2 separate regions of the Homo sapiens genome follow, and region 1 is linked to region 2. Evidence: read pairs that join two places in POLR2A ChIA-PET (ENCODE). Cell type or tissue: OCI-LY7. All regions are shown on one strand.

Region 1 (5,000 bases), 450 kb before region 2:
ACTTTTTAAAGTTTTATGTAATTCCATTGCTGTTTTGCAGTGAAAAAGATAAGAAGGAAAAGAAACCAACTGTCAGTGTATTTTCAATGGTGAGTTTTGAATTTATTAACTATTCAAAATACTTCGGAAATTTGACATCTCCTTACATGGAAAAGAGATATTTCATCTGATGTAAGATTTTCGTATAGGGTATGTTAATGGAGATGCAAAATAAATTGGTTTGATTTAGCTTATTTTCAGGAGAATGCTGATCATAACTTGCTATCTATATTACTAATCTACAGCCACCATTCCTGACTTAGATTTCAATTCTTCTAATGAATTATGTTGCCAGTGATCCATTACCTACACAAGCACCTCTCCCATCTGCATAGAGGAAACCAATCACATAGAATGCTGTCTTTAATGGCTCTGAAATTTGGCAGGTTTTTTAGGTCAAAGTCAGTTGCTATCAATAAAAGTTAGCAATGGATTATTTATTACTATGCAAATTTTAGGTCATTTAGGTTAGTCCATTGCAAATTTTAGTTCAAAATCCATTACTAACAATAAAAGGTAGCAATGGATTATTTATTACTATGATTTCAAATATGTCATATGCCATTATTCCCCTGTGTTAAACAGATGAAAATCTAGAATTCGAAAACCTTATTGTAACTCTTTATTTCATTTTCTGGTTGCACAGTGGTTTTTTTAGAAGCTTTTCTTTAATCACACTTGGAATCAGACATGTATCATATATGTGTGGTTGGTTGATGACCTCAGTGCTGTGATCTTGGCTCACTGCAACCTCTGCCTAGTTAATGACCTCTTATTTACCTGGATTCTTACTTCCTTTTTTCTAAGAGTACAAATTTAGGTGAACTGTTAGGTGAAAGATTCCAGAGATTAGAACCTGGAAGACTACTAAACCAATTAAGTCCAACAGCACATGCTTTATAATTCAGTCATAACACAGCAATTTTTTTAAGGTAAGGGAGTGGATAGATTGTCTTGCAAAATGGATTTTAATAAATTGACTATAAAAATAGTTGTAGGTAGGGAAAAAACAGTCATGTGACTTTTACACTGAGGACTCTATGGTTCCCTTATGTGATCTTCGTTTCTCTGTGCTACCATTGCTCTTGCCATGACTCCTGCTTTTATTCTATCTCTACGCCCTTTGGAATTTTGGTGAGATGAGACTATGTACTTGAGTCATTCTTAGGCTACTTGAGTAACCAAGTGACAGTTTTCATTGTTACTTTCTTGTATGGAAAGAAGCGTTTAGGTTAAAGTTGTATTTATCCCCAGGATTTCAGTGCTGTCACTTTGAGACTTTCAGTTTTTATTATTTGTAGTTAAATTTTTTTAAACCTTAGGAGTCTTATATTTTAGAAAATTTAACAGACCTACTATATAGAGGCAATGTTATCAATAATTCATTTTAAGGCACAAAAGAATAAAAATATGGAGCTTTAATATGAGGTAGTAGTAATAGCACACATAAAGCACTGTGTGCCAAGCATTGTCCTAAGTATTTCATATTTAATCTCATTTAATCCTTACAACTCCTTTTGAGAAAGATACTATTATTATTCCAGTTTTACACATGAAGAAACTGGAGCCAGACATGTTCACTTGTCTGAGGATGTACAATGGGGCCAGGATAGAGAGAATATATTCTAAGTCTCTTGATGAAGTACTCTACTACTTAGATAGATTTTCCTCACATCTTTTTCCTGAAAAGTCAACATAGAAAACATTGAATGTAACTTCAATATAAAACTTATAAACACAAGAACATAATAAAAGTTTAACAATATATTGGTGATGTCACTGGCATTGCTTATTAATAATAGTTTTCAGTGAAGACAAAAAACATTGTGTGTTCAGGGTTTCCAAGAAGCCCAGCTTCAGTGATTCAGACTAGGAGGACCCAGAGGATTTATGGCTAATGTTTATTACAACAAAAGGATACAAGGCAAAATCAGCCATGGCAAAAGGCGAGTGGGGAGAAGTCCAGAAGAAACCAGGTGCAAGCTCCTAGAGTTCTCTCCTAATGGAGTCACAGGGCACACTGAATTTCCCCAAGCAATGAGTTAAGACAGCACTTGTAGAATGCTGTTTATCAGAGAAGCTCATTAGAGACTCAGTGCCCAAGGATTTTATTAGGAACTGATCATGTAGGCACCTACCCAGCATGCACCAAAATTTCAGACTCATAGAAGGAAGGCAGAACTGCAGAATGAAGAATCATATTGTTTGTACAGATAGTTTGGCCATACTTATCAGTTAGAATGGTGGTAATCCTCCCCAAATCCAAGTTCCAGCCAAGGGCCAACCTTTGTATACAGGCCTTTCTAAACATGGCAGCCTCAGAGCTGCTGTGTTAGCTCTTGTCTGCACACAATGTCTGTTAATTTATTTCCACTATGAGATTTTTTAGCAATCTTAAAAAAGTGATGAAAGAAGTAAGGAATAGATTCAAAATTCTATACTAGCCTTTTAAATTTATATCAGACCTTGTTTCAACATTTACAGAAACACAAAAGTAGAATAAAATCTAAAGCAAGTGAGGAAATGTGACACATAGAGCTGGGCTGTAATTTCTACACAAAATGAACTTCTTAGAGATTATACACTCTTGGTCAGGTGCTGTGGCTCACGCCTGTAATCCCAGAACTTTGGAAGGCTAAGGTGGGCAGATCACTAGAGCCCTGAAGTTCAAGACCAGCCTGGGCAACATGACAAAACCCTGTCTATGTGAAAAGTACAAAAATTAGCTGGGCATGGTGGCACATGCCTGTAGTCTCAGCTACTCGGGAGGCTGAGGTGGGAGGATCACTTGAACCCAGGAGGTGGAGATGCAGTGAGCCAAGATTGTGCTACTGCACTCTAGCCTGGGTGACAGAGTGAGACACTGTCTCAAAAAAAAAAAAAAAAAGATTATATATTCTTGCAAGAATTGTGCACTGTAGATTGAACTCTGAGCTTTCTATTATGTGTGTCTTAGGGAAACATTAATTTTTTTCTAAATAGATAATACCTAACAATGTTAAGTGTTTCCCTTGTACCAGGCATTTGTTAAATACCCTATGTTTATTGTGTGACATAATCTTCATATAGGGACATAAGTACCTGCAATTTAGGAACTTGTGTTATTCTTGTGTTCCAGATGAAGAACTTGACTTAGAGAAGTTAAGTAATGCATTCAAAATCACAGGGTCACATAGCTACTAAGCAGGGTAGACTCAGATATGCCCAGTTGCTTTTAACAACTGTAATCATTTATGACTGGTTAAACTGTTATCTCTCTGGAATTGAAGAGTTCTTTATTGCTGCTATCTTTTGATCTTATGACCATCTCATCATCAAAGACTACGCCACCTGGCTCAGTATCCTCCCTTTCCACTTTGGTGCTCCAACCAACTTGGGTGACTTTTATGGTTATATGGATAATCACTCCTTGAGCTTCACAGCTGCAATAATCATAAAAACCTACCTGTGTCTGAATCTGTTTCCTCCTCCTTCTTTCCAGTTATGACAGAGTTTTAGTCTTAAGACTAATCATTCATACTTTGGCTCCTATCTCCTCTGCCTTCTCAGGGACCTTACATCATTATTACCACTCATTCTCTTCTGTATCTTCCATCTTTCCCTCTCAACTGGATCTGTCCCATTGGCATTGACACATCAAGGCACTGATGCCCTTCATGGAGCCACCCCTGCCAGCTCCCTTCACACACAAAAGTGGCCTTTGCGTTCTGTCTTGATTTCGCCATTGACTTAGTTCTCAACCTATTGAAGTTTGGCTCCTGTTCCTGTCTCTCTCTACATTCAGTGGACATTTTAAAATTCTATCTTGATCTCTCAGCAGCACTTAGACTTTCTCCTATATTTTTTGTATTTGCTTCTGTTATGTCACGGTTTGCTGATTTTCCTCCAGCTCTTTGGCTTTTTCTTGTGCTGCCCTCGCCTGTAAAGTTAAGTTCCTCAACCCCTTATCACAGGAGTCAGAGATGATGTGGACATTCCTATAGTTCCACAAAGCCATTTTCAAATTTTTTTTATTCTCATGCAAACTCCTTTGTCATTTGAGTTTCATTCTGCATAATTATACTATCTTCTATCTATTTTCGGTGGTATCCTCGAAGTATACCCCCACCCCCATTCCTTGAGGACTTTGGCATTTGATTGCTTCTACTTCATTCACCTTATGTTCCTGTTATTCTTCTGAGTATTTTGGTGACCTTACAAATAAGTCTCAACATTCTCTGACTGCTTCAGTTCCAACAACGACGCTCCATAAATTACATGAGTACCTTAGTAAATTGCACGTGTGGACAGGATCTTGGGCTTATTGTCTGGGTGAGCTTTCCTCTATGAAGGTATAAACACACACACACGTGTATCAGTCTTTGACCACAACCTGTGATTCCTTCCAGCTCTGCCCTGCCTCTTTATCATCCCTCTTTTGACATTGTGTATTCATTTCCTATTGCTGCTGTAGGAAAATAGCACTCACTTAGTGGCTTAAAACAACACAAGTTTATTACCTTACTGTTCTGGAATCGAAGTTTTACTGGGCTAAAGTCAAGGTATCAGCAGGATTGCATTTCTTCTGGAGGCTCTGTTTCCTTCCCTTTTTCAGCTTCTAGAGGACACTTGCATTTCTAGACTCACAGGCCCTTCCTTGCATCACTCCAACCTCTTACTTCAATCATCACATCTCCTACTGACTCCAGGCCCCCTCCTCCCTCTTATAAGCACCCTTGTAATTACATTTGCTCTCCTAGATAATCCAGGGTAATCCCCTATCTGGAGATCTTTTAAATCTGCAAAGTCCCTTTTATCATGTAAAGAAATATATTCACAGGTTCCTGGGATTAGGATTTGGACAGGCTGTGGGGGGAGAATTATTCTGTCTACCACACCTGGTCAAGACTTTACTCTCTCAACTGCTCTTTCATCTCCTAGTATCCCTCCTTCCTTTTTGCTCTTCTAAAAATTTACCCATA
Region 2 (5,000 bases):
CTGCCTGCCTCACTGCAGCATCCAGTGTGCCTATCTGTGTGCAGTGGCCAGACCTCGCGCTCGCTCACTCCCACACCCCTCACCGCTTCACGCCTGGCCTGCCATCCTCAGGCATTGGGATCAAGGCTGGTAGTGCGAGCCGAGGGCAGTCTGCCAGGCCAAGTGGGCAGAATGAGCCCAGCTGGTGCGAGCGAAACATAAGCAGAGGTGCTGCCGGCCACAGAGGTTTCCGGCTGGTGACGTGACTCTCAAAGGATCCTGTGACAAAATCACTTGGTATCATCAGATTAAGCTAAATTACTAGTATTAGAAAAGATGGGTCAATGTGTTTCTTCTTGGAAATTTCTGTTTTCATGTTTCTAGGCAAAGTGTTTTATGCACAAGAGAAACACATACGTCCTCTTGAATCTCCTTTGGCTGGTGTTCTCTGAATCCCTTTAATAGACATACAACGTATGTATATAAACACGGGCAATGTAGAGGTCTTTCTGGACCTGAAATTGTTAAGAGTTAAGATCTGAACCAACAGAAAACACTGCCAAACATGTTATTTCTCCTCTAAAATTACCTGAAATATCAACCCAGTCTTTTAATACCTAGTTTAAGAATTACATTGTAGTAAGTTGTAGTAAATATAACTGTATCAAATTAAATTCCATAGCATAGTACTTTTGTTACAGTGACTGCATCTTAAGTGGGCAGAGGTGAAGTCATATAATATATAATTTTTAATTTAATAAAATTGGGGCTAATAGGATTAGGAAAGGAGAGTTTCTATGGGGTGTTTAGACTTGAGAATAACCTTATTATATATAATCATATTTTGTAATTTCAGCAGTATTATATCTATTTTAGCAAACCTAGGATAAGGAAGATATGTGAATTCAGCAGTCACAGTATCTCTAATATCTTGTTTTCTGTGTTTATTTACATTTCTTAACCAGAAATATACATTTACGTAGAACTTTTGGCCTATGTTAATTCAACCTGGTGTAGCAAGACAAGGCTATCGCAGTCATTTTCTGAAATAAGGTGAAACTCCTTTCTCTATCTCTGTTGGATAAGCTCTGTTTTTGTTGAACAGAAGTCCATTTTCATATGATGCTGGAATCTTTTTTTCTTTTTTCTATTCTTTTGCCGAACAGCTGTCTGCCATGGAATCATTCTCTGAGAACACTCTTGATCTTGAGCCTGTAATAAATTTTCACAAGAATCTCCTCTGGGAAGGAATCCATGGTACTTTACCATTGTAGACCAATTGCTAGAGAAATATGTGATACAACAATGTCTCATACATAATGTTATAAATAACTGTTATTTGAAAAGGTCACAGTAAATATAGTACTATATAAGAAATCCGTCTCCTGCTATGGGTAACACTGAAAATAAATCTGAAGCCTTTCACTTTTAGGGCTTTCTTATATGTCTTTACCACAACAATATTTTTGATAAAGTAATAAATCGAAAGAAGGATTTTAGATTTCTCTTGGGTAAATGGCTTACAATTGATGGTAGCATTCAACAAGTGACCAGGGTTTTCCTACCATTCTCATATTCAGTTGGTGTTACAGTGTGATATTCTTAAATCCTTTATTTATTTGAAAATTTAAATAGAAAAGTGGTTGATTGTTTTTCTTTTTATTGTTGTTTAAACAAGTAAAAAGTGAAATTCAATTCCAATGAAAGAAGTCATGGATCATACGCTGCAGGTTTGCAAGGAATGTAACTGTTTTTCACTCTGTAACAAGCTTTCGGAGTGCTTCTCACACCCTGATGGATGTTCCTTTTAATTCTCTATAAATAAATGACCTTTACAGAGATTTTTAAGCATAAACTCCCTCAATAGCCTGCCTCCATCCCCATGCATTCATCTGTGCTCATTCTAAATTCCTTCCCTCCGATCCTAGAGATGTTCCTTCTCTTATTCAAGGCTAATTCCTCTTTTTGTGCTTTTGATCTCATCTCCCCATAGAACTATTCTTACTTCCTTTTATATGTTTTCCACCACTATAGTCTGATTTCTGCCCATAACATGCTATGAAGATTATTAGTGACCTCCACACTGCTAGATCCAATGAACAATTTTCTATGATCATTTTACTTAATTTGTCAGCAACATTTCCTCCTGAAATAACCACCTCTTCCTTCTTTGAAAATGCATTTTCTAGGCTTTCTGATACAGTACATTGGAATTCCTCCTACTTCTTTAAACACTTTTTTGCTGGCCTGATTTTTAAATTTTAGAGTTCTTCACGGTGACCCCTAAGCCTATGTCTCTTTCTTATTCTATCCTCTTTCCCTAAGTAATGTCATCCACTCCAATGGCTTCAATTGCCCTCTATACACTGATGACTCCTACATTTATAACTCTGCTAATCTACTACTCAAATGCCCTGTTTCTTATGGAACTTCCCTATAAGGCTTGCAATGTAGCAGGTCATATATTTTCAAAGATAGCTACAGCAGTATCTCCCATCCAACAACCTTTTTATATAATGTGACTCTGACACTTCTCTCAGTGACAGGTGGTGGTATATGACTCCTTCCTCTTGAAACTGGACAGCTTTTGTGGCAATTTTAACGAAGTGAATATGCAGGAAGTGGTGCTATGTGACTTCTGAAAATAGGTCATAAAAGACCTATCAGCCATCATGTAAATAGTCCAGCTGCTATACTAGGAGGAAGGCCAAACTAGCCCATGCAGAAAAGCCACACAGAGAGGCCTGAGACTATATGAGAAGAGGTGAATGACTGGAGAGCCATTAACTGCTCCAGCCTCTCCTCCATATTAGTTACCTGTCGCCTCATAGTAATATCAAATTGCCCCAAAATGTAGTGGCTTACCACAGAGTTTAATAACCTCAATTTTTGTGAATCAGGAATTCAAGAGTGGTGTGACTGTCTGATTTGCTTAGGGACTTCTGCGAGGTTACAATCAAGATGTCAGCTGAAGTTGCAGTCATCTGAAGGCTTGACCAAGATGAGAAGATCCAGTTCCAAGATGGCTCATTCACATGGCTATTGATGAGAGGCATCATCCCTGGCAACTGGCTGAAGGCCTTAATTCCTCATCACATGGGCCTTTCTATAGGGCTGCTTGAGTGTCCTCTCAACATGGCAGCTGGCTTTCCTGAGAGAGCAAGTGATCTAAGAATGACAGCAAGCAGGAGGCTGGAATGCCTTTTGTGGTTTCAGAAGTTCATATTGTCACTTCGACTTTATTCTATTCATTAGAAGTGAGTCACTGGCCGGGCACAGTGGCTCACGCCTGTAGTCCCAGCAGTTTGGGAGGCCGAGGCTGTGTGATCACTTGAGGCCAGGAGTTTAAGACCAGCCTGATCAACGTGGTGAAACCCCGTCTCTACTAAAAATACAAAAATTAGCTGGGCGTGGTGGCAGGCATCTGTAATCCCAGCTACTCAGGAGGCTGAGGCAGGAGAACCGCCTGGACCCAGGAGGCAGAGGTTGCAGTGAGCCGAGATTGTTCCACTGCACTCCAGCCTCGGCGACAGAGTGAGACTCCGTCTCAAAGAAAAAAAAAAAGAAGTGAGTCACTAAGGCCAGCTGACACCCAAGGGAACAGAGATGAGACTCTACCTTTCGAAGGGATTTTTGGACACCCTTCATCCACTGTTACAGATCCAGCTATCATCTCATTGCAAAAGCATGAGACACCCAGAAGTTTATCCCAGCCTTTCCCAAAATCCTGGTCCACAGAAACTATGAACAATAATAAAATGATGATTGTTGTCTTAAGCCATTATGTTTCAAGGTAGTTTTTTTCCTAGCACTAGCTAACCAGAACATAGAATCTTCTGGACTGAACTCTGAAAAACGAGAAAGTAATTCCTTCTTCTCTGAGATTTCCTCAAAATATGGGGTTTCTATTATTTTCTCTCCTGCCACCCTAGGATTTTGACTCCTAGAAGGGAGTATCATATGGGGGGCTTTTCTCAGGTACCTACTGGTACTTGTAAGTTTGTCAAAAGTTTCACTTTGTTTTGGTTGGAAAAACTGCCCTTATGTCATCAGCAGTCTCCCTGTGCTCTGGTTCATGATATAAACTCTGATCTAGGTAATCTATGCCCTTCTTTTAGTTTTCAAATGAAAGGTTTTAGACTCTCCAAGTCCATTTTTTCTCCATAATTCCTGGCTCTTAAAGATCAAAAGCTCTGGATTTCAATATTATTGGCTCATATAAATTTATAAAAATCCATTAAATATTTATTTGTTCTAGTTCATATATATGTTTTCTGTCAGTATAGAAAGTATCAAAGCTGCCTTTATTGGGGGGAAGCGTAATAGGTACAAGAATGTGCAGGAGGGAGTAGCAACCAATTAATAGCTCAAAGATACTATTATGCTAAAGAAACATTTGACATGTAGCATTTATATTAAGTGGTATTTGGTTTTACATAGTTACAAGTTTGCACAAAATATGTATATATGTCATAATTCATTATCTTATTTTTCTTTACAAAAGATTTTGAGATTTGGGAGAAACGGAATGGATAACCAGGACTAGAGTTCCAGTTTACAACACTGCAACATAGGAAATGCAGATTGGCAGAAACATGTACTTGGAAATTTCCAGTATTCTTAGGAGAAAAGCAGCACAGCTGAGGGTATTCTAAAGACTATAGAGATGCCCCTGAGTCCCAAAAGGGCTGGAAATGGAGCATTTACCTGAGTCCTTTCCAAGTGATAGAGACAAGATCAGAAGTGGTTATAGGGCAAAATTCAGAGATGTTGAGCCTGCTCACAAGAGATTAAAGGATTAAAAAGATGAGGATTTTGCAAATGTTACGTGTTAGAAGCTGAATTTGTTGCTTATTACTTTCAACATATTTTAATACATAATGGACACAAGCACTTGCAAGTCATAGTGTGTGCAGAAAAGGAATGTGTTTGTCAGTGTAATAGATATTCCCACATTTATTATGTTGCAACAAAGTAAAATAGTTATCAAAATTACCTGAATTCTACATGTCAGTAATTAG

What was found. ChIA-PET counts read pairs that join two places held together with the same protein. Peaks named below come from ENCODE experiments on the same cell type or tissue, not always from the same donor. Only the 100,000 strongest peaks of a DNase experiment are listed, where the experiment ranks them.
Region 1: POLR2A ChIA-PET joins it to region 2 with 5 read pairs; 2 of 35 experiments call an interaction of 5 or more read pairs at or near these places.

What each region holds. Positions count from the first base shown.
Region 1 is chr7:87,590,855-87,595,854 of GRCh38, reverse strand. It overlaps ABCB1 (ATP binding cassette subfamily B member 1), which reads left to right. Exons shown (of 28, transcript NM_001348946.2): 3 at 41-89. Among named protein-coding and RNA genes, the nearest start is that of ABCB1, 7.5 kb to the left of the region's middle. In OCI-LY7, no CTCF peak of the experiment used is centred here; no DNase peak of the experiment used is centred here.
Region 2 is chr7:87,141,988-87,146,987 of GRCh38, reverse strand. No RefSeq gene overlaps it. Among named protein-coding and RNA genes, the nearest start is that of DMTF1, 8.0 kb to the left of the region's middle. RefSeq lists an enhancer at 2,942-3,021. In OCI-LY7, no CTCF peak of the experiment used is centred here; a DNase peak (open chromatin) is centred at 2,597; H3K4me3 peaks cover 1,350 bases; H3K27ac peaks cover 1,575 bases.